Linked DNA regions of Homo sapiens: region 1 is linked to region 2. A link is a loop called in an ENCODE intact Hi-C map of the cell type or tissue named here. Cell type or tissue: Calu3. All regions are shown on one strand. Each heading gives the region's core, and the rest is flanking DNA. Links, peaks and the distances in the headings are about the cores only. Region 1 overlaps SMYD3 (SET and MYND domain containing 3). Region 2 overlaps SMYD3 (SET and MYND domain containing 3).

What was found. A loop is a pair of places that touch in the nucleus more often than their neighbours do. Peaks named below come from ENCODE experiments on the same cell type or tissue, not always from the same donor. Only the 100,000 strongest peaks of a DNase experiment are listed, where the experiment ranks them.
Region 1: it touches region 2 in a loop (3-fold over the local background); 6 of 110 quality-filtered maps call a loop at or near these places.

Annotation. Positions count from the first base shown.
Region 1 is chr1:245,996,778-245,999,584 of GRCh38, forward strand. The region is part of intron 5 of SMYD3 (SET and MYND domain containing 3); the gene reads right to left. Among named protein-coding and RNA genes, the nearest start is that of SMYD3-AS1, 110 kb to the right of the region's middle. In Calu3, for the core only: no CTCF peak of the experiment used is centred there; a DNase peak (open chromatin) is centred at 1,294.
Region 2 is chr1:245,855,871-245,858,677 of GRCh38, forward strand. SMYD3 (SET and MYND domain containing 3) reads right to left here. Exons shown (of 12, transcript NM_001167740.2): 10 at 2,626-2,800. Among named protein-coding and RNA genes, the nearest start is that of SMYD3-AS1, 250 kb to the right of the region's middle. In Calu3, for the core only: no CTCF peak of the experiment used is centred there; a DNase peak (open chromatin) is centred at 1,241.

The DNA of each region.
Region 1 (2,807 bases), core at 68-2,567, 140 kb after region 2:
ACACCTACAGAAACACAGAAAGTTCAAAGCCTATGGGAGGGGAACGTGGGGGAGGGAGAGGGACTTATTTACCAGCCCCAGCTTTACACTTCCTCCATCTCCTCCTCTTCTTTAGCAAGATGCCTCTGTGCTTTCCATGAAGAAGTCGGCCCCAGAACATGACCTGCATCTCAGAGAAGTTCTGATTTATGAATTGGCACTGAGGCGACGTCGCTGGTGCGGAACACCATGACGTCTGTGTCTAGGGTATGCGCATATGCTGCGTTTTTCCGCAGGTGCCTCGCAGTCTGCTCTGGCTCTTAGGGCTTCCGAACTCAGTTCAGGGCATGGATTTTAATTAACGAAATGAAACACTGGCCCTACACGACGGGACACTTAATGAATTTATTTAATGATGCCAAATATGGGGAACCCCTTTAGGGAGAGAAGCAAAAGGAACAGGAGAAAAAGATCAATTTGTTAAAAGACAGTCAAAGCAACTGAGTGTTACTCTCAGACAGGGGGGATGTCAACTGGGGAGTGATCCCCAGAAAATCAACTTCATTGTGAAATCAGAAGTACGAGCATCTTTCTTTCAACTGGAATTCATTGAGCATCTACTGAGCTGCTATTTCAGCACGCTTGCTGCTGGGAGACACAGAAGACATCCTTCCTCCTCAACATGCTTCTGATAGACATTATTAAGAAAAACTATTTTTTTGGCTAGCAATGCAGTTTCACCTCACATGATTTCACTTCCTTGGAGCCGTGAATCAGCAGTGGCAGGGATTATCTCCCCTGAGGAAAACCAAGATGTGGGCTGGCTGGCTGGGGTAGGGTGGTGAGAGGCAGTGCTGTGCAGGAAAGGACTTTCTCCAGGCCAGCAGGCTATGCAGTTACACAGAGGAGCAAGCCCTGCACCCACCATCGTGATTCCCAACCCTTCCCCAGACCTCAGCACCTCCACCACCACCAGGGAAACAAGACACAGTCACGGCAGCGGACAGCACTTTAGGACAAAGGGGGAAGGACAAAGGCAGGATGTGAGGATGGTCAGGGAGTGATCAGAACTGCTGGGAGAAAGATCAGCCATTGCTAAGTGTGTCTTCAAGCCCTACACTTCCCTGGAGAGATCACAGCTTTCTCTGGCAGATGCTCAGACAAGAGGTCACGGATAGGCACTGTTCTGGCAATTGCCAGACAAACCAACCTCTTTCTGATCCCACTGAGAGGCTGGACAATAACACAGTCTGTAGACAAGGAAATTCAAAGCATGGCATTCCTCCAGGGAAAACGCTGTGCTGGACCAGGACCAGGGCCTGCCAACACCTGTGAGCAGACAGATTCCAAAATGTACAGTCACAGGCTGGCTCCTCTGAGGCTTGGCTCACAGTGCTTCATCAAAAGAAATAAAGATAAGGAAGTATCTTCCTGCTATCAGCCCCTGCTTCGGTGGCACCCCACTCATCTCTTACCCACCCTTGGGGAGGGAATGGAGATCTTTAACCCTGGGTAAAGAGTACAATGAAACTTCATTTTCTGAGCTCCCAGAGGTTTTGGAACGTGATAGCTCCTACAGAGACATGATTCTTGCTGAATAAATAATTCTAAGTCAGTGACCTGACTAGGGACTCATGTCTGAAGCACCGTTTGATTCTTCAATTTTCAATTTTTCCTCCTTTTATTTACTAGCCAATATTTCCATGTGACAACCACATGCCCATCCCATTAGGAGGGCTATTACAAAAGAAATGAAAAGTAAATATTGGTGAGGATGTAGAGAAACTGGAATCCTCGTGCATTGCTGGTGGGGATGCAAACTCCTGCAGCTGCTGTGGAAAGCAGTCTGGATGCTCCTGAAAAAGTTAAACTACCAAACGATCTAGCAATTCTGCTTCTCGGTATATGCCCAAAGCAAACGAAAGCAGCGACTCAACAGATACTTGCCCACCAATGTTCATCGAACATTATTCAATTTCCAAAAAGTGGAAACATCCCAAGGGTCCGTCATCAGATGAACAGAAAAAATGTGGTGTAGACAGAAAATAATATTTTGCCGTAAAAAGGAAAGGAATTCTAATAATGCTACGGCACAGACAAACCTTGAAGAGATTATGTTAAGTGGAAGAAGCCAGACACAAAAGGACAAATACTGTGTGATTCCACTTACGAGAGGTTCTGAGAGTAGTCAAACTCACAGAGACGCAAAACAGATTGGTGGTGTCCAGGGTTGAGGTGAAAGGGGAGTGGATGATTGTCGCTTCACGGGGTAGGAATTTCTCTGAGGTAAGGAAAAACTTAGAAATAGATATGGTGCACAAGACTGTGGATGTAATTAATATCACTGAATTATACACTCAGAGATCATTCAAATCACAAACTTTATGTTAGATATATTTTACCACCAAAAAAAACCCACAAAAACAACCAAACATGAAACCAAACTATAAAGAAGAAAACAAGGTGGAAATAAAAAAAAAATAAGAGCTTAAGAAATAAAAGGGGAAGATTGCAAAAAGCACACAGAATAATAACATTAGCAATGCTGCCATATTAACTGCATGTAGATAGTATTTACTCTGTGCCAGGAATTGTTCTGGGTGCTATCCATATAACAACTTGTATAACCTTCATGGGAACCCCTTGATGTAGGTTTTTATTATTATCCTCATTTTAAAGTTAATAATTCTGAAAACCAGCAAGGTTAAGTATCTTGCCCAAGATCACAGAGCAAGACATGGCAAAACCTAGATTTAAACCCAGAAACTCTTGACCTGGAATCTATGTTTTTAAACAACTAAGCTGGTTGCCAGTATAAAAGACCTAAG
Region 2 (2,807 bases), core at 25-2,524:
CATCTAGTTGTTGCAAACAATATATTAACATTGTAAAACTGTTACAGCAGATGGCAATGCAATCATCCCTTGGTAACTCATGCCTAGCTAACTGTCTGTGTCCTTGGCTAAAGGTGAGCAAAAGGCCCACCTCCTGCGTCTGCAGGGAGCCGATGCGGGGGGCTGAGAGCACTCAGTGTGAATTCCCTCATGCACATGTGAGAGGTGAAAACCACTGCCAACTTCTCCATTCCTGCCTTTGTTCCAAAATTGCTAACAGGGTTGCAGGGTACCTGACCTATTTGCATACATTCCTTATTTTTACCTCTGCCTGAGCTAAAGGGGAAAAAGGCAAAGTATGACAACATCTAACCTGCCCATTTCTCTCAACTTTGTTGGTTCTGGTTTATTTATAGCCTTTTCCTCAACTACAGCTTTAAAAGCAAATGATTCGTACCTCACTCATGTGAAGTGGATCAATGCAGATTGGATTTCTTGAAATACCACCAAAAAGCAACTCAACACACGCCAGGGAAGAGAAACCAAGGGAGGCTTGGAAATTTGTCACCCAGCATAAGAACACAGCACACACTTAAAGAGATTGTGACCTGCCAAACACCATGTAAATATAACCAAACGTTTCCCAAACATAATGGACTGTATTCTGGTGGAGGACTTGGCCTCACTTACAAGAAAGGCCTCTTTGTTTAAAGTCAGTCAAACTGCCAGCTACTTAAGGTGTAAGTTAGTGCCTCAAAGAGGCCCTGGTAGATGTGGGGAAGAGAAGGTTGCAAAATACGTGCAGAACAGACACCCGTGTAGGTGTGTGGTCTTCTTTATGGATGTGGTGGACCCATGTAAAGTTTCTGTGCTTAAGAGTGGCCCGAGCAGGGCAGCCTGAGTGTCGAAAGGGAGGATGAGGCAGAAGAATCAGTGCAGCGCTAGCCAAGAGTGAGGAACCAGCAGCTGCTGTTGGGGGCCTGGAGAAAGAAGGGTATTTTTCAGTCTGCATCTTTTGGATGGAGTTTATCCACTCACCCAGAGGCTGTTTGGCTTCCTCAGAGCAAGCCCTGGAGTTCAGAGAGGTAACGCCAACCATCTGACCTGCCTCTTTTTGCAACACTAAGGCTCAGAGAGGAAGCCTTATCTCTTTGAATGCGATTCGTATTTTCCGAGAACCCACAAGATCGATCACTCTGAGCAGGCATTTCACTGCTCATGGGAAAGTCTACAGTCTCAGCCCTCAAGCCAATCCCTCATACATTTGATTAAAGCTGACTCACAGTCTGGATTCCAAAGCTGTTCACCCACAGGCAGTGGAGGAAACCATCTACAGAAGTCCCGAAAACATGCTCAGGGTCAGGCTGGTGGCACTGGCTGGCCAGGGACCTCTGCCATCCGCCTGGCTGGTGGAGCCTCTGCCGTCTTCGGGGTCCTTGTGGACTGCACCAAGCTCCTGGCTCACGCCTGGCTTCCTGACCAAACACCTCATTTCTGGTTTACTACCTTTGTCCAAACAAATATCCTAGACCCTGGACTCACTTCTGTTCTTATGTTGACCCTGGGAAATTCCTCTCCCTCTAGCGGGAACAGGAAGTACCCTGGACTCTCACGTTTCCACCTGCTCCTCTTCGCTTACAGCCATTCCCTGCCTGTTGTCCTACGTTGCCCCTTTGGGCTGACATGGTATTTGCACAGTCTGCAAAGCTGGGAAATTAAAGATCTGCCCAGGTTGGAGCCCCTGTTCTCCAGGGACCTCCTCCCTCTGCCATCGCTCCTGGTCACAGGTGCTTTCGAGGTACCTTCCCGCCAGCAACCTTGTTCTGTGCTAGAGACTGAGCCATTCCCACCTCAGATTATGGTCCACATGTCTCCGTGCCCTTCCCCTTGGGCTGCTCTCCGTCTCACCTTCTAGAATTATGTTCTCAGCCGACTGCAAATCAGGGTGCAGCATCCACCAGCGCCTAACTCTCAGCAGTTCAACACTACCCCCTTCAATGCTTTTCTGAGTTATAAAAACATCTCAGGGCAAAACACCTACTGGTCTCCAGGAGCTGAGATCAGTCAAGAAGCAATTACCTATAGTTCCTTCACCTGACTCAAGGAGAAGCTGAGGCAGGGCCGTCTCCCTGCTGTCCTCCCTGGCTCACAAGGTGATTATGAAGGCAAATGATTCAACTGAAAGCATAAATCCTGAGAGAGATAAAGGACCATTCTTACTGTCAGCCAGACCAAGGGCCCCATATGGCCATCCTCACCTGGACCAGCAGAGGCTCATGACACAGCCTCTCAAGCTAGGTCTGAGCCTGCGTTCCTCTACAGCTCCCCCACCACCCTGAGCCCGTCTTTGTCACTGCAAGCGCCACATCGTATTGTAATCATCTGCTCCAGATAGAGACAGCATCTAATTAGTTTCTGTACACCCACGGTGTCTGACACATGGAAGGAACTTTACAAATGATGAATGAATGCATAAGTGAATGAACAAGAGGAGTGAATAAAATAAGACTTGGTTTTAAACAATGGTTGAGAAGCAGCTGGAAATGCTCCATGCAAAGTAGTAATCAGAATGACTTCACAACATGGATCCTTTGCCCAACGTGAAGACGTCCTAGCCCTTATGTCAGCCCTCTCCCTGGGACTTGCCTGTATGGCTCCATGGTCCGAGTACCATAGAACAAGGCTTCCTCCAACAGGCCGAGGTTGATGCAGGCATCCATGGCGCAGTCGAGCACCTTCAGCTGGTAGATGTTGATATCGGGAAGCCGTTCAGAATTGCTGCTTATGATTGCCTGGCACATGGCCAGAACCTGCTCCCACTCTGTTAT